Linked DNA regions of Homo sapiens: all the other regions are linked to region 1. Evidence: chromatin loops called from intact Hi-C (ENCODE). Cell type or tissue: heart right ventricle. All regions are shown on one strand.

Evidence for each region. A loop is a pair of places that touch in the nucleus more often than their neighbours do. Peaks named below come from ENCODE experiments on the same cell type or tissue, not always from the same donor. Only the 100,000 strongest peaks of a DNase experiment are listed, where the experiment ranks them.
Region 2: it touches region 1 in a loop (6-fold over the local background); 76 of 110 quality-filtered maps call a loop at or near these places.
Region 3: a loop joins it to region 1, with 5 times the contacts of the local background. A loop is called at or near these places in 90 of 110 quality-filtered maps.

The regions. Positions count from the first base shown.
Region 1 is chr3:48,148,659-48,156,658 of GRCh38, forward strand. No RefSeq gene overlaps it. Among named protein-coding and RNA genes, the nearest start is that of CDC25A, 36 kb to the right of the region's middle. In heart right ventricle, a CTCF peak has its summit at 3,049 (motif pointing left); DNase peaks (open chromatin) are centred at 2,544 and 2,983; H3K27ac peaks cover 2,442 bases.
Region 2 is chr3:47,985,204-47,993,203 of GRCh38, forward strand. All of the region lies in intron 2 of MAP4 (microtubule associated protein 4), which reads right to left. Among named protein-coding and RNA genes, the nearest start is that of MAP4, 27 kb to the right of the region's middle. In heart right ventricle, a CTCF peak has its summit at 4,943 (motif pointing left); a DNase peak (open chromatin) is centred at 4,908; H3K27ac peaks cover 1,279 bases.
Region 3 is chr3:47,821,522-47,829,521 of GRCh38, forward strand. DHX30 (DExH-box helicase 30) reads left to right here. Exons shown (of 22, transcript NM_138615.3): 5 at 5,826-5,956; 6 at 7,503-7,613. Among named protein-coding and RNA genes, the nearest start is that of DHX30, 22 kb to the left of the region's middle. RefSeq lists silencers at 584-784, 3,285-3,574. In heart right ventricle, CTCF peaks have their summits at 3,444 (motif pointing right) and 3,651; DNase peaks (open chromatin) are centred at 3,440 and 3,824; H3K4me3 peaks cover 1,858 bases; H3K27ac peaks cover 1,370 bases.

The DNA.
Region 1 (8,000 bases):
GGAGGTTGTAGTGAGCCAAGACCGTGCCACTGCACTCCAGCCTGGGCAATAGAGTGAGACTCCGTCTCAGAAAAACAAAAACAAAAACAAAAATTGCCTTTCTCCTATTCTTTCTTTTCTTTCCTTCTGGGACTCAAATTTGATATAGTTAGATTTTCTCAGGATGTTCTGTCTCTTTCCACCTATTTCATGGTTTCCTAAGTGTCATAAGTATGTATCTCATTCCATTCCAAATAATCTTCTAACACCACATTTCTCCAGCATATTAGCTCTCTCTCCAGTTGGATTTAATAATTCTTTTTTTTTTTTTTTTTTTTTTTGAGATGGAGTTTCACTCCTGTTGCCCAGGCTGGAGTGCAGTGGTGTGATCTTGGCTCACCACAACCTCTGCCTCCCAGGTTCAAGCAATTCTCCTGCCTCAGCCTCCTGAGTAGCTGGGATTACAGGCACGTGCCACCAAACCCGGCTAATTTTTGTATTTTTAGTAGAGACAGGGATTCTCCATGTTGGTCAGGTTGGTCTCAAACTCCCGACCTCAGGTGATCCGCCCGTCTCGGCCTCCCAAAGTGCTAGGATTACAGGTGTGAGCCACCGTGCCTGGCCCAGTTGGATCTAATTCTAAACTGTAGTTTATCCCATCGAGTTTTACATTCCTTTTTTCCATACGGAATCTCACTCTGTCGCCCAAGCTGGAGTGCAGTGGCGCGATCTCAGCTCACTGCAACCTCTGCTTCCCAGGTTCAAGTGATTCTCCTGCCTCAGCCTTCCAAGTAGCTGGGATTACAGGCCCCTGCCACCACGCCTGGCTAGTTTTTGTATTTTTAGTAGAGAAAGGGTTTCGTTGTGTTGGCCAGGCTTTTTTTGTTTTGTTTTGTTTTTTGAGACAAAGTGTTGCTCTTGTCGCCCAGGCTGGAGTGCAATGGCGCAATCTCAGCTCACTGCAACCTGCCCCTCCCAGGTTCAAGCAATTCTCCTACCTCAGCCTCCCGAGTAGCTGGGATTACAGGCGCCTGCCATCACGCCTGGCTAAATTTTTGTATTTTTAGTGGAGACAGGGTTTTGCCATGTTGGCGAGGCTGGTCTCGAACTCCTGACCTCAGGCGATCCGCCCACCTCGGCCTCCTAAAGTGCTAGGATTACAGGCATGAGCCACCACGTCCGGTCTATTTTTATTTTTATTTTTGAGATGGAGTCTTGCTCTGTTGCCTAGGCTGGAGTGCCGTGGTGCGAACTCCGCTCACTGCAACCTCCGCCTCCTGGGTCAAGTGATTCTCCTTCTCAGCCTCCCAAGTAGCTGGGATTATAGGCACCTGCCAGCATGCCCTGCTAAATTTTTGTATTTTTAGTGGTGACAGGGTTTCGCTATGTTGGCCAGGCTGGTGTCGAACTCCTGACCTCAGGTCTCCCAAGTGCTGGGATTATAGGCATGAGCCACCGCACCCGGCCTATTTATTTATTTTTATTTTTATTTTTATTTTCGAGACTGGGTCTCACTCTGTCACCCAGGTTGTAGTACAGTGGCACAATCTCGGCTCTCTGCCACCTCCACCTCCCAGACTCAAGCAATCCTCTCACCTCAGCCTCTGGAGTAACTGGGACTACAGGCACACACCACCACACCTGGCTAATTTTTTGTATTTTTTTGTAGAGACAGGTTTTCGCCATGTTGCCTAGGCTGGTCTTGAACTCCTGAGCTCAAGCGATCCATTCACCTAGGCCTCCCAAAGTGCCGGGATTACAGGTGTGAGCCACTGCACCCAGCCGGACAATTATATTATTTATGTTTACAAGAATGAATCAGAGGGCAGATGCATTGGCTCATTCCTATAATCTCGGCACTTTGGGAGGCTGAGGTGGGAGGATCACTTGAGGCCAGGAGATTGAGACCTGTCTGGGCAACATAGGGAGATCTTTGTCTCTACAAAAAAAATTTTAAAAAAACATTAGCTGGGTGTGATGGTGTGCATCTATAGTCCCAGCTACTCAGAGCGAAACCCTATTCCCCATCCCCAACCCTCCTAAAAAGAATAAGTCTGTGGAAGGCTGGGAGCAGTGGCTCATGCCTGTAATCCCAGCACTTTGGGAGGCTGAGGCAGGCGGATCACCTGAGGTCAGGAGTTTGAGACCAGCCTGGACAACATGGTGAAACCCCTGTCTCTACGAAAAATACAAAAATTAGCCAGGAGTGGTGGCAGGTGCCTATAATCCCAGCTACTCAGGAGGCTGAGGCAGGAGCATCGCTTGAACCTGGGAGGCGGAGGTTGTGGTGAGCCGAGATCCTGCTACTGCACTCCAGCCTGGGCAACAAGAGTGAGACTCTGTCTCCAAAAAAGAAAAAAGAGTTCTGTGGAAAAAGAAAGGCATTCCCTGCAGGTGTCAGCAAAGGTAAGGAGGTCCCAAAGAACAGGAATAGTGAGGAGTCCTTGGGGGAGGATGGGGAGGTTGCCCAAGCTCATCCTTTATACTTGAGACCTCTGGTCCAGAGAAGTGAAGTGTTCTGCTCAGTGTCACACCACTGGTCAGGGGCAGACCGGAATCAGAAAGTAGGCCTTATTTCTTCATCAGAGTCTAGGAAGCCGCCAGGGGAAAGAGGCTGTGCTTTAGAAGGTTAAGGCCTATGATCCACCCTGCGTCACCCAAAGTAAACTAGGAAGGAAGTGTAAATAAACCCCACAAAGATCGGACATTTTTCCATGATGACCACATTGATGCATTTATTAAAAATACAAAATGCTAATAATCCAAACCAGCCCTCTTCCCTTTTTTCCCCTTTGGGAGCCCTTGCACTGTGGTGCATGAAACACATGCTTGAACTAGGCCATTGGGAACTGCGGCTTGGACAAGGAACAGCCACAGCTTTTCCTGTACTCAGAGCAGGCAAAGTGCCATTAAATGCAGCTGGAAGCCAGGGCAGGGGAAGGGGTGGGAAGCTCCTGGAGAGCCCCCAGCTCCTCCCAGTTACTGACTGGCTCTGGAGGAGAGGAGCTAGAAGGCCGAGATACCTGAGGAGACAAACCTGGGGCACCACTGCCACCTGATGTCTTCCTATGGCCATTGCAGTGGTCACAGCCCCAAGCCCCGTGGCAGCCTGGCAGCAGAGTGAAACAAGAGGGCAAAGAAAGCCTATCGGTGGAAGTTTTTATTTACCCTTGACGGTGGGTACTCCCAGACAGTGGGTATGTCTGAAATACTTCATATTGAAGAAAGACATCCATATTGAAAAACTAAACAGAAAACATAAATGGAAAATGAATCAACATATACAAAGTAGCCACAGTATGGAGGTGCGGATTTGACTTTGCCTGCGGAAGAGCTGTCCTGCTCTGGCCAGCACTGGAAGGGACTCTGCCTCCTCTGTTCTGGGAGCGTGCAAGCAGGAACTCTGGACTGGGCTTTGCACAACTTCCAGGAGTCATTGCTTAGAAATCAGAATGACCAAGATCTTAAGGTCTTAGAATCATCTAGGTAATCCACCCCCATCCCAGCTGCCAGGTCACAGTCACACAGAGGCTGAGCACGCCCAATGCCATGCCCAATGCCACCCAGTCTTCCCCTGCTGCTGTTTCTGCCTCGCCTCCCTGTCCTTCCCCTACCCTACCCTAGCGTGGGCAGGCTTTGTGTCCCAAGGTCACCAGTGACATATGTCCCACCACAGGCAGCCGAGCTTAACCCTATCACTGAGACCTCCTTGTGGCTGCTCCCTACCCCTCCCTGCCTGGCTTCCTGGCATCCTGCCTCTAACCTCTCTCTCTGCTTCCCTGTCTTCTACATTGGTAGAACTGCCACTTGGATACGTGTGACAACTTGCTGTCACCAGCCTGGATATTTCTCTGGAGCACTCCTCACATTCAACACTTGACCACTCAGGCATCGGGACAGTCACTGCCCAGATCCCCCCGTCCACATAGGAGCTCAGCATGACAGCCCCTCTTTTTTATTTAATTTACTTATTTCAATTTTTATTTTTATAGAGAAGACGTCTTTCTATGTTGCCCAGGCTGGTCTCAAACTCGTGGCCTCAAGTGATCCACCCACGCTGGCCTCCCAAAGTGCTGGGATTACAGGCATGAGCCACTGCACCCGGCCCAGCCCCCTTTTAAAATGTTTTCTTTTGAAATAATTTAAAGCTTACAGAAAAGTTGCAAGAATAGTACAAAGAATTCCCTTATGCCCTTTGCCAAGAGTCATACATTTTAACGTTTTCAAATTTTGCTGCATTTGCTTTCTTCCCTTTGACTCTGTCTACTTCTCTCTCTTACACACACACACACACACACACTTAACCTGTAATATTTCAGTGTATTATTTCCTTAGAACAAGGATGTTCTCATACATAACTGCAGTATAATTATCAAATTCAGGAAACTTAACACTGAGTTACTAATTTTACCTGGTGGGTCACAGTAGCTCATGCCTGTAATCCCAGCACTTTGGGAGGCCGAGGTGGGTGGATCACGAGGTCAGGAGTTCGAGACCAGCCTGACCAAGATGGTGAAACCCCCATCTCTACTAAAAATTTAAAAATTAGCTGGGTGTGGTGGCGGGTACCTGTAGTCCCAGCTACTCAGGGGGCTGAGGGAGGAGAATGGCTTGAGCACAGGAGGCGGAGGTTGCAGTGAGCCAAGATCGTGCCACTGCAGTCCAGCCTGGCCAACAGAGCGAGTCTGTGTCTCAAAATAATAATAATAATAATAATTTTACCTAATTAAAGTTCATATTTCAATGTAGTCAAATGTTCCAAAAATGTCCTTTATAGTACTCTTTTTCGGTTTGGTCCAGGATCCCATCCAAGATCACACATTTCATTTAGTTGTCATGTCTCTTGAGTCTCCTTTAATCTGGAACGGTTCCTGGGCCTCTCTTTGGTCATGTATGACACTGATATTTATAAAATATGCAGGCCAGTAATTTTATAAATTTCAACTTAGGCTTTTTCAATATTTCCTTTCCTTGTGTATTTCTTTTTTTTTGAGACAGAGTTTCACTCTTGTTGCCCAGGCTGGAGTGCAACGGCGCATTCTCAGTTCACTGCAACCTCCGCCTCCCAGGTTCAAGCAATTCTCCTGCCTCAGCCTCCCAAGTAGCTGGGATTACAGGTATGCACCACCACACCCAGCTAATTTTTTGTATTTAGTAGAGACGGGGTTTCACAATGTTGGTCAGGCTAGTCTTGAACTCCTGACCTCAGGTGATCCACTTGCCTCGGCCTCCCAAAGTGTTGGGATTACAGGCATGAGCCACCGTGCCTGGCCATGTATTTCTTGATTTCTTGCTCTGAGTACCAGTGGTCCAGCCACTCCCTCAGGTCAGGAGCCAAGAGACCATCCTGAATCCATCCCTCTCCCTCACTCCCATCTACCCATCCATCACCAGATCCCAGCACCTAAAGCCCTTCCCTCCCATGCCCCAGCTTCTGCTATGACTATAATTATCATCATTCCTTACCTATCATCCATCCTTTGTCTTGCTCTCAGCAATTACACGGCTTCACACTGCTCCCTTCTTAAACCCTCTACAGGCTGGCTGCTCAAAGGGTAGCAAAAGGATCAGCAGCTTTGAGAGTCTGTTAAAAATGCAGAACCTCAGGCTGCGACCCAGAGCTGTGGAATCAGAATCTGCGTTTTAACAAGTTTCCCACGTGTTTGAGAAGTCCTGCTCTCATAGATCCCTAGGCTTACAGACTCCTCAGAATGGCGTTCAGGGTCCCCCCCCCCCCGCCCACCACAAACCTCTCCTACCTTGTTCACAGGTATGAATGCATGGTATTTCCCCTTTGAACACAATTTCTTTTTCCTGGAACACCCTGTCTCGTGAGACTCCTGCTGAAGGTTAGATTTGAACATCGCCTCCTATGGGGTCCACTGCTTGCTCTGGAGCCCCATGTCCTCTGGACCCCTCTCTATCCTAGCTTCTGTTACATGGAAACGTTACACCTAAGACCTCGTCATTTTTAGTGACTATTTCTCCCACTAGCCAGTGAACGCCTTGAGACAAAGCCTGCATCTTACACACTTCCTTATCCTCAGTGCTCAGCACAAGTCAAACGTTTATTGAATGAGAGAAACAGCTTTTCCTCCATAGAGGCCCTTCCAAGTAGATTTGAAGTGGGTATTGCAAAGGGGCCATATGCAAAGGGGCCATCCAAATGCCAGAGCCACGGTATGTTGGGACAGGGGCAGTCACAGAGAACATCTACTTATCTAATTCTTTTTTTTTTTAATTTTTTTTTTTTTTGAGACAGGGTCTCACTCCTGTCACCCAGGCTGGGGTGCAGTGGAACAATCTTGGCTCACTGCAGCCTTGACTTCCCTGGGCTTGGGTAATCCTCCCACCTCAGCCTCCTGAGTATCTGGGACAATAGGCATGCACCACCATACCTGGCTAATTTTTCGTATTTTTAGTAGTTACAGGGTTTTGGCATGTTGCTCAGGCTGGTCAAGAACTGCTGGGCTCAAACTATCCACCCACCTTAGCCTCCCAAAGTGCAGGCATTACAGCCATGAGCCACTGCACCTGGCCGGAAAATCTAGTTCAAATGCATTTGTTATTTGTGAAGAAAGGCCCCAGAGGGAGAAGTGACTTACTCCAGGTTTCTCTGCTGGAGAGATGTAGCCTGAGTCACTATTGATTCATGCTTTGCCCTTCTTGGAGCCAAGTGCCCTTAAGTGTGATAAGCAGAGAAATAAAAATCAAAGTGAGTCACGGATGAATGAGCACATAATGGAGATTGTTTTGTTTTAGAGATGGGGTCTCACTATATTGCCCAGGCAGGTTTTGAACTCCTGGGCTCAAGCAATCCTCATGCCTTAGCCTCCCAAGTAGCTGGGATTATAGGTGCACAATTTGTAAAGTTTGAAAACATGAGGCCTGGCGCAGTGGCTTACACCTGTAATCCTAGCACTTTGGGAGGCCAAGGCAGGGGGATCACCTGAGGTCAGGAGTTCAAGACCAGCCTGACCAACATGGAGAAACCCCGTCTCTACTAAAAATATAAAATTAGCTGGGTGTGGTGGCACATGCCCGTAATCCCAGCACTTTGGGAGGCCAAGGCAGGGGGATCACCTGAGGTCAGGAGTTCAAGACCAGCCTGACCAACATGGAGAAACCCCGTCTCTACTAAAAATATAAAATTAGCTGGGTGTGGTGGCACATGCCTGTAATCCCAGCTACTCGGGAGGCTGAGGCAGGAGAATCACTTGAACCCAGGAGGCGGAGATTGTGGTGAGCCGAGATTGCACCATTGCACTCTAGCCTGGGCAATAAGAGTGAAACTCCATGTCAAAAAAAAAAAAAAAAAAAGGAAAAAAAATCTGAATCTATCTTCTTGCTTAGGAAATAGTCATACCAGGGAAGGATAAGTGTTACCTTTATGGGGGTTGGGTGCAGCTGAAGAGTTTATGATGAAGTCAGGGTAGGCAAGGGGCTTCAGCTAAGCTGTTCATTCTTAAGCTGGTGTGTGAAATATAAGTGTTGATTTTTTGTACATCTTTGCATACTTTAAATTTTTAAAATCTGAATCAGATCACACCTTGGATGGAATAGTTTTCCCCAAAATTTAAAGTGAGTTAAGTTTTGCCCATGGTTTTGAGTTAACCAACTCTTGACCTTGTGGGTGTCCACACATAAATTTTTCTATAGTAAATGCAAACTTTCTGCATGGCAGGCTTCAAGCTCTAACAAGCAAGTTTCAGAGAGCAGGGGCATTCTAGAAACAGAATCCTGACCTCTCAGTGAAGCATAAAATGAGCAGAGGCTAAGGATGAGGTTGCATCTTAGCATACGGGCTAAAGAGGTCGTTTCATTTTACAGGCAAAAAAAAAAAAAAAATTAAATTCTCAATAATGGGTTGACTTAATTTGCAATTTTAGGAAGGATAGATCAGACAGGAAGCCAGCTGACCTTTGCAGCAATCCAGGGAAATATTACTTGCTCAAAGTAAACTTTAAAAAGCATGGTGGCTCACATCTGTAATCCCAGCACTTTGGGAGGCTGAGGTGGGA
Region 2 (8,000 bases), 160 kb before region 1:
TGGGAGGCGGAGGTTGCAGTGAGCCAAGATGGTGCCACTGCACTCCAGTCTGGGCAACAGAGCAAGACTTTGTCAAAAAAAAAAATTAACCAGGCATGGTGGTGCATGCCTGCAGTCCCAGCTACTTGGGAGGCTGAGGCTGGAAGACTGCTTGAGCCTGGGGAGGTCAAGGCTGCAGGGAGCCAAGATTGTGCCACTGCACTCCAGCTAGGGTGACAGAGTAAGGCCCTGTCTCTAAATAAATAAATGCTTTTTTTTAATTGGAAAAAAATTACAGTAAAGAAAACAGGCAGACACTAACAAGTGATGAAAGTTATTATCACCAATAATGTGATTTAGTGACATCATGTGCTTCCTGATGTGGTGCACTTAGGACACATCATATTTACATAGTACTACTGCCAAAAATGTGGAACTTGAATCTAATTATGAGGAAATGCCAGGCAAACCCAAATTAGGGGACTTCTAAAAAATAACTTGCCCATACTATTCAAAATATTAAGGTCATGAAAGACAAAGAAGAGTTGAGGAACTGTTCCAATTAAAGAAGACTGAAGAGACATGAAAACTAACGTGATTCCAGATTTAATTGCAGACAAGAAGAAAAAAATGAGAAAGGAATGTGTTGAATCTGTTGGGACAACTGATGACAATGAAATAAGGTTCGTGGATTAGACAGGAATATCTCATCAGCATTTAACTTCTGATCTCTATCATCGTATTCTTGTAATGTGCTAATGCCTAGTTCTTCGGGGAAAGAGGTGTGAGTTCTGCAGTTTGTTCTCAAATAATCCAAGGGGAAGGAACTATATGTAAATATAACAAGAATGATAAAGCAAATGTGCAAAACAGTAATGATAAATCCAAGTAAAGGGTACATGGTAGGTTCTTGGCTCTGTTCTTGCAGTGTGAAGTTTAACAAAGTCATTTGCTTGCAGAATATTATTTAAGAGGTGGGGTCTTTGGGGTCTTGCTATGTTACCCAGGCTGGACTCAAACTCCTAGGCTTAAGCAATCCTCCTTCCTATTAAGTAGCTCGGGCAGGGCTACAGGTACATACCACCATCCTGGCTTGCTTGCAGAATATTTTTAGCAATGAAGTGGTTTTTTTGTTGCTTTGTTTTTTGTTTTTTGGGGGGTTTTTTTGTATTTTTTTTGAGATGGAGTCACTCTGTCGCCCAGGCTGGAGTGCAGTGGCACAATCTCAGCTCACTGCAACCTCCACCTCCTGGGTTCAAGCAATTCTCGTTTCTCAGCCTCCTGAGCAGCCGGGATTACAGGCGCATGCCACCACACCTGGCTAATTTTTGTATTTTTAGTAGAGGCGGGGTTTTGCCATGTTGGCCAGGCTGGTCTCAAACTCCTGACCTCAGGTGATCCATCTGCCTCGGCCTCCCAAGTGCTGAGATTACAGGCTTGAGCCCCCGGGTCCCGGTCCCCTGCTCTTCTTTCAGACTAGGGTACTATTATTATGAACTATACATTTTGGTACGATATTTTTTTTCCCCAAAAAGAACTATTAGTTATGAGATAAAAGTCTGTTTTCAAATCAAAGTCAGAAAATAACTATTTTTGCAAAAATGTCACACTAATTTTTTATGCATATATATAAACTTCCCTAAATATGATCATGAGACTATTAAGAGGGTTTAGGATTAGACCAAGTACACCTACCCTAAATAAATATCTACCATTTTGGAGACACAATTGTTTGTTAGTCTGTACATTAACACAACCCAAACCTGAATAAACTGACAAACAAAAACCATTTCAATTCAGTGTAATAAGCAATGATTACACATCTATCATGTGCCAAGAGCAGTGGTCTCTAATGCAGATCTGGCCAGGTTTCTCAGTACCCCTGCGCCCTCAGTTTCTCACAAACCATGAGATTCTTCATAATTTCACTTGATCTGCTTCTCCATGATTCTCTCCGGTCACTTGTCACTGTAACCTTTGATTTCTTAACCCTGAGAAACTTGAGGTCGCTAGTAAACTTTGATTATGCTGTGCCATCCTGCTTTCGCTAAATGTGTCATTCTCCATGAAATATGGCAGTAAACAAAATATTATTCCTGTGCTAGAGCATGTTAATAAGTGTAAGATAACAAATAGCTTAATTATGATCTTACAAGTACCACAGAGGAAAGAGGAAAGTTCAGGGAAGAAAAGCACTTACCAAGAGGAAGATGAAAAGAAAGGCTGGCAGGGTGTGGGGGTAGTGGGAGGTCTAGAAGGGAAAGGGAACAGAAGTCAGGGAATGTTCTGGAAAGTTACATCTAAATCCAATCTTAAAGGATTTTAGAACAACAACTCTAGCAAAAGCTTTATATAACATCAACCTCCAGCCCAGAACCGTCCTCCAAACTCCGGACTCCTTATCTGTGTATCCATCTTCTCCATTTCGATGACTAGCAGGTAACTAAATGTGAACATATCCCAAGCTAAATTTCTTCTCTTCCCTTCAAATCCTACTCCTTCTGTAGCTTTCCCCATCTCAGATGATGGCAATTCTTTCCTTTCAGTTGCTCAGGCAAAACCCCTGGAGTAATACTGGATTTGTCCTTGGCAACATCAAGGCCTTATACTTTAGGTAAGAGAAGTTTTGGGGTCATGCATATGTTAAAGTCTGATGAGAGTGAATTCAAGAGGAAATGGAAGGAAAGGAATTGGTGACAGGTAGTAGAAACGTCTCTTTAAAAGAAGGCAGGCCGGGCACGGTGGCTCACGCCTGTAATCCCAGCACTTTGGGAGGCTACGGTGGGCGGATCACGAGGTCAGGAGATTGAGACCATCCTGGCTAACACGGTGAAACCCCGTCTCTACTAAAAATACAAAAAATTAGCCGGGCGTGGCGGCACACGCCTGTAGTCCCAGCTACTCAGGAGGCTGAGGCAGGAGAATGGCGTGAACCCGGGAGGCGGAGCTTGCAGTGAGCCAAGATCGCGCCACTGCACTCCAGCCTGGGTGACATAGCAAGACTCCGTCTCAAAAAAAAAAAAAAAGAAAGCAAAGCAAAAAGATAGATGAGATGGATGTGAGATTCAGACAGGATTTTTTTTTTAATGATAAAAAAATTATAGTATGTTTGATGCTGGTGAATGACCCAATTGAAAGAAAAGAACTGATGATGCAGGAGACAGAAGAGGTAACTGTGACAGCAGTGGCCTGAGTGACAGCATGAACAGTTCACCCATAACAGAAAAAGAGCAGACAATAAGGGCATAGATGAACATAGGTGAGGAGGAAATATGTGGTGGGACCATGTGGAAGTTCTGTTCTGATTAAGCCAATTAATTTATGAATATGACTTATGAATATGAACAGGAGAGCAAGTGCCAGAAGTTTCAGAGAGTAGATGTGAAACAGTTGTCTAGGAAAGTGAAATATTTTACAAACTCATGTGAATTAGTGGCAGAGTCCCTCAGTTTGTGCTCTGTATTGAAATGAAGCAAGATTCTTTTACATTTCCTGAACATACATCTAATAATTCTATTTGAATTTAAAAAATGGATTTTTAGTTTTTAAAAACTATCAGTGAGATACTAGATCAAGTAGAAAGTATGTGTTCATGAAAAAGGTATAGTTTCACAGAAAGAACAGGGGTTTATTTTATTTATTTATTTTTTGAGACGGAGTCTCGCTGTCGCCCAGGCTTGAATGCAGTGGCACGATCTTGGCTCACTGCAACCTCCACCTTCTGGGTTCAAGACTCTCTTGCCCCAGCCCCCTGAGTAGCTGGGATTACTGGTGAGCACCACCACGCCTGGCTAATTTTTTGTATTTTTAGTAGAGATGAGATTTCACCATGTTGATCAGGCTGGTCTCGAACTCCTGACTTCGTGATCTGCCTGCTTCAGCCTCTCAAAGTGCTGGGGATTACAGGCATGAGCCACCATGCCCAGCCAGAACAGGGGTTTAAAATGAGAAGATCCAGTAGCTCATGTCTGTAATCCCAGCACTTTGGGAGGCCTAGGCGGAAGGGCTGCTTGAGGCCAGGAGTTTGAGACCAACCTGGGCAATATAGCAAGACCACATCTCTATTTAAAAAATATTGTTTTAATTGTTTAATAAAAATAAAAGTGAGATTAGAAGATCTGGGTTCAGGTTGTGCTGTCATTATTAACTAAATGATCAAATGCAACCTTCTCATTTCTAATACTTAAGCTTCACCTGGGAAGTGGGACTAAATGCAGTAATACAGGATGTCAACTGTACAGTGCTAAATAGTAATTGTTATTCTCACTGTTATTAGCTATTGTTATTCTCACTGTTATTAACTATATGTTGACCAACTGTAAATTTATCTATCAACCACCTATAGAATAACTGTAGGCTGATCAAGAAACTTTACTAGAATAAAATAAAATGAAAGCAAGAAGAGGTTAGAAAGGAAGAAGAGAAGCTGGATTCTACTATACATACAACACCTCACAATCTAAAAATATAAGCCCAGGAGAGAATAAAAACAACGTAACAACACTAAAAACAATAAGGTTGACAAGTAGAAAAAAGGCTTGTATATTTCCCTGCCAGATAAGACATACTGGACCCTAATCATACTGCACATTACTGGAAAAGTCCTAATTCAAAAGATGCTATAATGTGTTTTCTCACTGACTGACTTCCCCAGAGAACCCCCATTTCATGAAATGAAAACTTTCTCAGTGAAATACACACAGCATCGAAAATAGCACACTTTTTTTTTTTAGAAACTAATCACATTCTCTGAGATATAAAGATATTCAAATTTACTTTATTTTGTTGATTCCCTCTCCCCAGGAGATGTCAGATTCCCACAGCAGGCAAATCAGCTTGGCAGAGAAGTAGCAAGAACCTGAGAAGGCATGTGTGCTGTGAGTCAGCCTTGGGCAAAACAGCCAGGTCTCAATGCAAGGGAACCCTCTGGTGCTGTCAGACCCATGCCAACACTGCCCTCTACTGGCCAATTAAGCTGGTTGCAATTTTCTGCAAAAGAAATACCAGTGTATTAAGGAGAAATTCTGCAGTATCTATTAATAGTTGTCACTTAGGCCCTTTTCCATGGATTAGTGTTTCTCAATCATGCATGTGTATCCGAGTCACCTATTATGGCTTGTTAAAACAGACTGCTGGTGTGTGGCAGGGTACGGTGTCTCCCACCTGTAATCCCAGCACTATGGGAAGTCAAGGCAGGAGGATCACTTGAGCCCAGCAGTTCAAAACCAGTCCAGTCCAGGCAACACAGTGAGACCTTGTCTTTACTAAAAATGCAAAAAACTTAGCCAGGCCATTGCCCTGTGTTAACTTCTTATTCTATGGGAATAAGCTTTTAGCTTCAAAGGCCTTATGGAATGTTGAGGAGAAAGCATTTTCTCGACTTCAGAAGAAGAACTATTTAATCACACAGAGAACAGAAAAATTAAGTGACTTGTTCCATAAATGTGCTATTTGTGTCTGAGGGTCAATACTGTGCTAGATGATCATCTGAAAGAACAAGAGTCACAGATGTTTGCTTCGTCATTCACATCTAAGAGAAAGGGTTCTATCTTTTGTCTCCCTCACCTAGAAAATAGGGCCATATAATGCTGATAATGAACAATTAAGGAAAACACCATTTTTTAAGGAAAAAAGTCAGGAAGTACATAATTTTCTTTTTATTTTTTTCTTATTACAGCCGTGGTGCAAAACAAGTAGTACACATATCCTGAAAAAGTATTTGAGAATTGTTTCCCAAGGTGATAGGCATTTTAGAAGAAGAGTTTGACACCAATTTTATTTCTAGGTATTGGTATTTAGATGGTTTACACAGGCAATGCTAAGATAAAATACTTGTAGAAGCAAGAATAAGTTGAAGTGCAAAAGGAAATGAGTATAGTAGATCCAAAGAAAAGGAATAAAGGTCGGGGGGTTCTTGTGTTGCCAGGCATGAAGGCAGAAATCATACTTAGAGAAAAAAGCAATTTTCCTACTTTGTCATAAATGCCATAAAAGCAACCCTGCTTTCTTACTTCTCATTTTATAAGTTGAAGACAATTAGGGTGGACATGTAAGAATTAAAGGAAATAAAACACCATTGTTCAAAGAGTTCTATTATGTGTAACCTACTCAACCGTCCCTTCTATATCTAGAGGCAAGAAAATGGTTGATAAACTTCCACTGGTTGGCCTAACTAAGCCTGTTGTAAGAACATATCGAGAGCACTAGGCTGGGTGTGGTGGCTCACACCTGTAATCCCAGTGCTTTGGGAGGCTAAGGCAGGAGGATCGCTTGAGGCCATGAGTTCCAGACCAGCCAGAGGAACACAGTCTGACTGTCGCTATAAAAATAAAAGGATAAGCAAGGCACGCGCACCTGTAGTCCAAGCTATTCAGGAGCCTGAGGCAGGAGGAACGTTTGAGCCCAGGAGTTACGTTAGATGTTGCAGTAAGCTATGATTGTGCCACTGCACTCCAGCCTAGGTGACATGGAAAGAATCTGTCTTTTCTTTTTTTTTTTTGAGACGGAATTTCGCTCTTGTTGCCCAGGCTGGAGTGCAACAATGGCACGATCTCGGCTCACGGCAACCTCTGCCTCCCGGGTTCAAGTGATTACTCTTGCCTCAGCCTCCTGAGTAGCTGGGATTACAGGTGCCCACCACCACGCCCAGCTAATTTTTTTGTGTTTTTAGTAGAGACAGGGTTTCACCATGTTAGCCAGGCTGGTCTCGAACTCCTGACCTCAGGTGATCCACCCGCCTCAGCCTCCCAAAGTGCTGGGATTATAGGCGTGAACCACCGCGCCCAGTAAGACCCTGTCTTCAAAAAAAAAAAAAGTGTCAGCAATCAGCAGTAGTTTACTGAACCTCATCTAAGAACAAAATCAAACTTAAAGTTAGATGTATAATAAAACATTAATGAAGTCTAGGGCCCTTCCATCACTTCTAAAGATGTATTCAGAAGAACATCTTGTTTAGAATGTTCTCCAGGAAAAACACAAATATGAAACCTGTCATTATGGCAAAAACCATCAGTCCGATAATGTATAAAAATCAGACCCACAGCAGAGAAGTCTCCATTCATAAAGAACTCACTAATTGCACCAGATTTCTACAAGACTAAATAAGGCGGCTTCCTTCGTTTTTCTTATTTGATGTCTCCAAACAGCCATCACCCCTTCCTTTAAGTTAAGACTTCTACAACTTTTAGGAAGCTGGTATGGAAAAAATGTAGTAATTTACAACCTATCATAATTATAAACTTTATTATTATTATTATTTTTAGAGACGGGGTCTCTCTCTGTCACCCAGGCTGCAGCACAGTGGTGCTTTTATGGCTCACTGCAGCCTCGACCTCTGGGGCTCAAGTGATTGCCTCCTACCTCAGCTTCCTGTGTAGCTCGGACTACAGGCGCACACTACCACGCCCAGCTATAATTATAAACTTTAAACATGGTATCTTCAACAAGTTCGTGGAAAATGCATTCTATGAAAAAATTATTCATGGATTTCAAGGGAGTTTTTTTGTATCAAAATAACTCATACTCCAGCCTGACCAATATGGCGAAACCCCATCTCTACTAAAAATACAAAAATTAGCTGGGCATGGTAGCATGTGCCTATAAGCCCAGCTACTCAGGAGGCTGAGGCAGGAGAATCTCTTGAACACAGGAGGTAGAGGTTGCAGTGAGCCGAGACTGTGCCACCGCACTCCAGCCTGGGTGACAGAGAGACACTCCATCTTAAAAAAAAAAAAAAAAAGCTCATACTAACTTGTTATAACACGTCTGAACAGGATCTAGTTTGAAGCACTAAAAAGGATAAAACATCAGTTTGAAAAGAGCCCCTAATAAAGCAACATGAATTCTGCTAAAATTGAAGCAAAAGCAAATGGTAAATTTATGGTGAAGCTTGGATGAAAGAATGGTGAAATCACTGATGCTTTGTGTAAAGTTTATGGGGACAATGCCCCAAACAAATCAGTAGTTTACACATGAATAACTTGTTTTAAGACATCAGCCAGATGCAGTGGTCCGCACCTATA
Region 3 (8,000 bases), 330 kb before region 1:
GCCTCCCAAAGTGTTGGGATTACAGGCATGAGCCACCGTGCCCAGCCCTTTTTTCTAACTTTCTTTAAGGTCCTTTACTGATTGATTGATTGATTGAGATGGAGTCTCACTCTGTTGTCCAGGCTGGAGTGCAATGGCGCAATGTCGGCTCACTGCAACCTCCCTCCTGGGTTTGAGCCATTCTCCTGCCTCGGCCTCTTGAGTAGCTGGGATTACAGGCACCTGCCACCATGCCCAGAGCTAATTTCTGTATTTTTAGTAGAGATGGAGTTTCACCACACTGGCCAGGCTGGCCTTGAACTCCTGACCTCAGGTGATCCACCCTCCTCGGCCTCCCAAAGTGCTGGGATGACAGGCATGAGCCACCGTACCTGGTCTTTAAGGTCCTTTAGAGGAGGAGTTGGTAATCTTTTTTTTGTAATCATCAGGTAATAAATATTTTACGCTGTGTGGGGCATATGCTTTCTGTTGCAGTTATTTGACTCTGCCATTATAGAATGAAAGCAGTCATAGATAATAGCAAATAACATAGTAAATGAGTGTGGCTCTGTTCCAATAAAACTTTCTAACAACAGGCAGGGGTCTGGATTTGGTCTGCAGGCTGTAGTTTTCCAACTCCTGCTCTAGACCAGTGAGGAGAAGAACACAGAAGCAGAAGAGTTCCAAGAGCTGCTGTAAAGAGTTGCCCTTATCTTACAAGAGTCATTGAGGTTTGTGGAGGTGAAATACTTGCTCAGGGTGACTCTTGCTGTTAGAACCCAGTTGAAATAAATGAATAGGAAAAGGGGACTGCATTAGTCCATTTTCATGCTGCTGATAAAGACATACCCAAGACTGGGTAATTTATAAAGAAAAAAAGGTTTAATGGATTCACAGTTCTATGTGGCTGGAGAGGCCTCACAACCATGGTGAAAGGCAAAAGGCACATCTTACATGGTGGCAGACAAGAGAGAAAGACAGAACCAAGTGAAAGGGGTTTTCCCAGCCGGGTGTGTTAACTCATGCCTGTAATCCCAGCACTTTGGGAGGCCGAGGTGGGTGGATCATGAGGTCAGGAGTTCAAGACCAGCCTGGCCAATATGGTGAAACCCTGTCTCTACTAAAAATACAAAAATTAGCTGGGCATGGTGGCACGTACCTGTAGTACCAGCTGCTTGGGAGACTGAGACAGGAGAATCGCTTGAACCCAGGAGGCAGAGGTTGCAGTGAGCCGAGATCGTGCCAGTGCATTCCAGCCTGGGTGACAGAACAAGACTCTGTCTCAAAAAAATAAACATAAAAAATAAGAAAGGCCAGGCGCAGTGGCCCACGCCCGTAATCCCAGCACTTTGAGAGGCCAAGGAAGGCGAATCATGAGGTCAGGAGATCGAGACCATCCTGGCTAACACAGTGAAACCCTGTCTCTACTAAAAATACAAAAAATTAGCCGGGTGTGGTGGCGGGCACCTGTAGTCCCAGCTACTTGGGGGGCTGAGCCAGGATAATGGTGTGAACCTGGGAGGTGGAGCTTGCAGTGAGCCGAGATTGCACCACTGCACTCCAGCCTGGGCAACAGAGCGAGACTCCATCTCAAAAAAAAAAAAAAAAAGAAAAGAAAGAAAAGAAAGGGGTTTCCCCTTATTAATCTATCAGATCTCTTGAGACTTACTCACTACTATGAGAACAATATGGGAGAAACCACCCCCATGATTCAATGACCTCCCAACCACGTCCCTCCCATGACACATGGGAATTATGGGGGCTACAATTCAAGATGAGATTTGGGTGGGGACACAACCAAACCGAGACAAAGACCCCCCTGGGAACAAACTAGTTGGTTGGCATCCCTGGTTGTTGTTTTTTTTTTTTTTTTTGTCTTTTTGAGACGGAGTCTCACTCTGTTGCCAGGCTGGAGTGCAGTGGCGCAATCTCGGCTCACTGCAACCTCCGCCTCCCGGGTTCAAGCAATTCTCCTGCCTCAGCCTCCCAAGTAGCTGGGACTACAGGCGCGTGCCACCATGCCCAGCTAATTTTTGTATTTTTAGTAGAGATGGGGTTTCACCATGTTGACCAGGATGGTCTTGATACCCTGACCTCATGATCCGCCTGCCTCAGCCTCCCAGAGTGCTGGGATTACAGGCATGAGCCACTGCGCCTGGCTGATTTTTTTTTAACATAAAAATCTAAACATCTGTTCAACACATGTGTTGTAAACTAGAAAAAATAGTATAATGAACCTGCAAGTACCTGTCACCCAGCTTCAACAATTAACAACTCATGGCCAGTGTTGCTTTGTGTATAGCTCTTCATTTTGGCTTCTTTAGAGGCAACTAAGAAATCATGGCATTTCAGCCTTATGCCAAATGGCTGTCAGAAAAGAGTGCTATCCTGAGGGCTTCCTCAAGTGCCACAAAGGGCTTGGGTCCTGCTGTCCAGGTGGGGCCTTTCTGTCTAGACTGTTGTCTCCTTCAGCTTTCAGATACCATTTTCTTTTCCTTTTTTTTTTTTTTTTTTTTTTTTGAGATGGAGCCTTGCTCTGTCACCCAGGCTGAAGTGCAGTGGCATGATCTTGGCTTACTGCAACCTCCGCCTCCTGGGTTCAAGCGATTCTCCTGCCTCAGCCTCCCGAGTAGCTGGGATTACAGGCGCGCGACACTATGCCCGGCTAATTTTTGTATTTTTAGTAGAGATGGGGTTTCACCATGTTGGCCAGGCTGGTCTCGAACTCCTGACCTCAGGTGATCTGCCTGCCTCGGCTTCCGAAAGTGCTGGGATTACAGGCGTGAGCCACTGCGCCTGGCGAGGAACAGCACTTTCACTGCTGGACTTTACGCTGGACCAGCTCAATTCTTGGCAGTTTCCAAAGCTGGGTGTTTTCACCTTCCCCTCCAGCCCTGGGGATTAAATCTGTTTCCTGAAGAGGTCTTCCTTGGCCTGGCTCCAGATTTTCTTTTTCGTTTTTTAAACTTTTAATAGAGTTGGGGTTTCACTATGCTGCCCAGACTGGTCTCAAAATCCTGGGCTCAGGGGATCCATCCGCCTCAACCTCCCAAAGTGTTGGGATTGCAGGCATGAGCCACGGCGCCTGGCCCTGGCTCCAGATCTTCACCAGGTTTACTTTGTAAGCCGTTAAATAAGATGGGGCTGCCAATTTGCCAGAGGCACGTGAGAGGTAGTTAGGAACAATTGGTAGGACCTAGAGGGAACTAACTTCGCTTCCTTAGATGACATTGAGCTAAGGCCTAGCATTATTTTCCCCCCAACAGCCTCATTCCATCTTCCTGCCTTCCATCCACACGACTGCTGGTTTAGATTTGCTGGAGAGTGAGCTCTGCAGGGTCCTAGCCCTGGGCAGCGCCGAGCCCGCCTACTGAAGGCCCAGGGCTGTGGTGAGCGAGGACGGGCTGCTGATGCCCTCGCCTAGGCTTGGGCTTCGGGTCCGCCCGGCCCGCAGGGGGCGCGCGGCGCTCGGGCCGGCCGCTCCCGTTCTCTTCGCCCGGTCCCTGCCGCGCACAGGCCTCGGGGTCGGCGGGAGCACGATGGCGGCCGCTAGGAGACTCATGGCGCTGGCCGCCGGCATCTCTCCGCGCCTGCAGCCGCTGGGTCCCCGCGCTGCTGGGCGACAGGGTCGCTCGCGCGGCTTCTCTTCAAGCTGCGCCCACCCCGACCACACCAAGGAAGCCGCCGAGGCCGAGTCAGGGATGGCCCCCGGCGGGCCTGGGGAAGGCGACGGAAGCTTGGTGAACGGTGAGGGCATCGGCGGGGGCGGGCGGTCCGCAGCGCCCTTGACTCCTGGGATGGCAGAGCTAGGGGCGCGGGCCGAAATCGGGCCTGGCGGCCGGGGGTCCTCTCTTCCATAGTGGCCAAGTTCGCCATCCGTCGGCGGGCAGCGGCCTTGCTGTTTGTAAAGCTTAGCGTGGCACAGGCCCGAATGGACCCTTAGAGTACCTGCTCCCGGCAAGAATAGGTGAGAGGTGCGAGACCTCGAGGGAGTGGGGAAAACGAGTAAAAGTCCAACTCCTGCCAGGATGAGTGGCCAAGGGCTAGAGCTTCTAGGGACAAGCATGCCCTCACCAGTGTGAGAAATAGCCCAAAGTAACTCCTGGGACATCAGGATCTCAAATAGAGACAGAATGACTGTTCTGGTGGATTCCAGCTTTGTGCCTCCCAAATAGTGCAGAGGATAAAACTGTTGAAAGCATCAAGGATGGGTAGAGAGCGCCAGCCTCCACCAACCTTATAGAGCTGAAGGTGGGGGCGGGGTGGTGGTCTCAGTGCAGCTCTATTGTTAAACCAGTGGGTGTAATGGGCTACTCGAAGTTGGGTCCCTCTGTGACGAAACCCCCCCCGCCCCGGCCAAGTCCACTTAGATATGGTTTCTTAACTGCTTAACTGCTTGACTCTTAGTTGCTTTACAAGTTACCGCTTAGAGGGAGACAGGATCAGGTGTCCTCCATCCTGGCCACTTGACACAGGAGTCTGTCCCAAGGAAACAGTCTCAAACCAGGCAGCAGAGTTACATCAGAACGCTTGGAAGCACTTTTTGAAAATATAGAGTCGCCTCCAACATCGCTCCCATTCTCAGGTCCCCTGTGGGGAGCTGGATGTCCATGCGGTGAAAAAGCTCCCCAGGTGATCAGTGTACACGCAGGTGCACATGTGCATATATACAGCTCCTTTTGGAGCTGCCAGAGGCTAGAGTGGAGAATGATATGGCCCCCCATGTTCCTAGCAGACCTCTTCATGACCTGGTTAAGCCTTGTGTCTGGTACAAGCTTACCCTAGGTAGATATCTCTTCCCTTTCTGCTCTGAGATTAATCCAAAAAACAAGAAAAAGAAGCGAGGTACCTCTCATGGTATCTGATGCATCAATTTTCCCCTTGATTCCAGAGAACTTGGGGGAGGAGTAATTCATGCCTGCTCAGATGTAGAGGTTTTCTTTCTTTTTTTTTTTTTTTTTTGAGATGGAGTTTCACTCTTGTTGCCCAGGCTGGATTGCAGTGGCGCGATCTTGCCTCACTACAACCTCCGCCTCCCGGGTTCAAGCGATTCTCCTGCTTCAGCCTCCCAAGTAGCTGGGACTACAGGCGCCTGCCACCAGGCCTGGCTAATTTTTTGTATTTTTAGTAGAGACGAGGTTTCACAAGGTTTCACTATGTTGGCCAGGTTGTCAAACTCCTGACCTTGTGATCCACCCGCCTTGGCCTCCCAAAGTGCTGGGATTACAGGCGTGAGCCACCACGCCCAGCCAGATGTAGAGGTCTTTAATCAGTCCCCACACATAGTTTGGTTCTGTGGGAGTCTTTTGCAGTGTGCTTAGATACGGTTGAGAGCTGGGGCCTGGTATTCAGCATCTGGATCTCATCACTTGAGATACATGGGGCCAGGTCTCTCGTGTGTGTGTCTTATTTTAGGAAGAGCCTTGCATTGTCTTGATCTCCAGTTTGTGTGTGTGGTGGATTTTTGTTTTTGTATTTTTTGCTTGCTTGTTTGTTTAGTGTCTTCTTTCAGACATCAGACTGGGGGGTTTATTGACCAACCAGGCTTTTGTAGGTGATGTATGAAATGAGGAGATTGGGCGGAGAAGAGGATGCTGGTAGGATCCCTTCTGTGGTGTGTGGGTCATTGGCCCTTCTTCAGGAGATGGTTATTCAAGTGGGTCTGGCCCCACTCTTCCCTGTAAACCCTGAAGTCATTCCTCTTTTCTTTTCCAAGATGCTCCTGGGTGGTTTGGGGTCATGAGCCAACATCCTCAGAATCCAGCCCAGGGTTGCCCTGATACACACCCCATGGAGTTTTTAAAAGAAAAAGAACAACTGTAATGCTTTTGTTCTTATTTTCTTAGCTTCTAGGGACCTATTAAAAGAGTTCCCACAGCCCAAAAATCTTCTCAACAGTGTGATTGGAAGAGCCCTCGGCATCTCACATGCAAAAGACAAACTAGTCTACGTGCACACAAATGGACCGAAGAAAAAGGTAACTCTGCTGGTGGCAAGGAAAAACATTGGTATGACTCAGAAAGGAGGCTGTTTGTCCTTTCTGTCTTAGGTTTCTTTGTCAAGGAGGCCATAGAATGGGTTTCCTGAATTAAAATGGTCAGCAGAGACTCAGAGCAAAGCTAGGTTTGAAGAAGAGCCAGAATACACGTGCCTGGTTTAGGGAAGAGGAACACAGGGCAAATGAGGTGCCATCTTATCTAAGACAGGCGCCTATACGGATCCTTGGTTTTTGCCCCCATCGACTAAGGACTGCAGAGGGTTAGAGTTAATGATAATTCTTGCCCTTACAGTCTTATAGATTCTGGAACCATAGAAGCATGCCAGCAAACCATTCTGGATGATTTTTTAACATTTATTTTATTTATTTTTGTAGAGACAGAGTCAGAGTCTCTCTGTCACCCAGGCTGGAGTGCAGTGGCACAATCATAACTCACAGTAACCTCAAACTCCTGGGATCAAGTGATCCTCCCGCCTCAGCCTCCAAAGTAGCTGGGACTACAGACAGGTGCCACCACACTCGTCTAATTTTTTTTATTTTTTGTAGAGACCGGTTCTTGCTATGTTGCTCAGGGTAGTCTCAAACCCCTTGGTTCAAGGGATCCTCCCTCCTCAGCCTCCCAAAATTGTGGGAGACACCACTGCTCTCAGTCTGGATGATTTTTAAAGATAAAGATGGGGCCTGGTTGTGGTGGTTCGTGCCTGTAATCCCAGCACTTTAGGAGGCGGAGTAGGGAGGATCCCTTGAGCCCAGGGGTTTGGGACCAGCCTGGGCAACATAGTGAGACCCCATTTCTACAAAAAATGAAAAAGTTACTCAGGCATTGTGGTGCAGGCCTGTAGTCCCAGCTACTAGGGAAGCTGAGATGAGGGGATTGCTTGAGCCCAGGAGGTTGAGGCTGCAGTAAGCTGTGATCGTGCCACTGCACTCCAGCCTGGGCAACAGCGTGAGATCCTGTCCCCCACAAAAAAAAAAAAAAAAAAAAAGATGAGGCTGGGCGCGGTGGCTCATGCCTGTAATCCCAGCACTTTGGGAGGCCGAGGTGGGCGGATCACAAGGTCAGGAGATCGAGACCATCCTGGCTAACATAGTGAAATCCCGTCTCTACTAAAAGTACAAAAAATTAGCTGGGCGTGGTGGTGGGCACCTGTAGCCCCAGCTACTTGGGAGGCTGAGGCAGGAGAATGGCGTGAGGCAACAGTGCAGCCTGGGCAACAGTGCAAGACTCTGTCTCAAAAAAAAAGATGAAGATGGATCCCGGCTTGGCCTCTGGCTAGAACATGGCACCTTGAAGGAGCAAAACAACTTGGGGTAGAACAGATTGTTTCACGGTGAGACAGTTAGAGCCTTATAAGGAGTTAATGATGGGATTGGGGTTCTGTCCTCTGTTCTCAACTCTGAACCTAGCACATTGCTGCTGTGAGGTCTGCTGCTGTGAGGTCCACCACTGTTTATTTTCCATGTAATTTGCAACAACTCTAGTCTGGAGTGGCAAGACTTCTGATTTCTCTCTTCTCTTCCCCAGAAAGTCACACTGCACATAAAATGGCCCAAGAGCGTGGAGGTAGAAGGCTATGGCAGCAAGAAGATCGATGCTGAGCGGCAGGCTGCAGCTGCAGCCTGCCAGCTGTTCAAGGTGACCCTTCCTCAGTGAAAGCCACTGAGACCTTCCTCCTGGAAACTCCTTGCCCTTTGTTTTTATTGGTAGAGGTTGGCCCAGTGTTCTACCACTCACCTGCCCTGAGCCCTTCCCACTTCCTGATTCCTTTCTTACTGTTCAGCCAATGAGATATATATATATATATATATATATATATTTTTTTTTTTTTTTTCCTGTGTTTTTGGTTTTTTTTTTTTTCCTTTGAGTCAGAGTTTCACTCTGTTGCCCAGGCTGGAGTGCAGTGATGCGATCTTGGCTCACTGCAACCTCCACTTTCTAGGTTCAAGTGATTCTCATGCCTTAGCCTCCCAAGTAGCTGGGATTGCAGGTGCCCACCACCACGCCTGGCTAATATTTGTATTT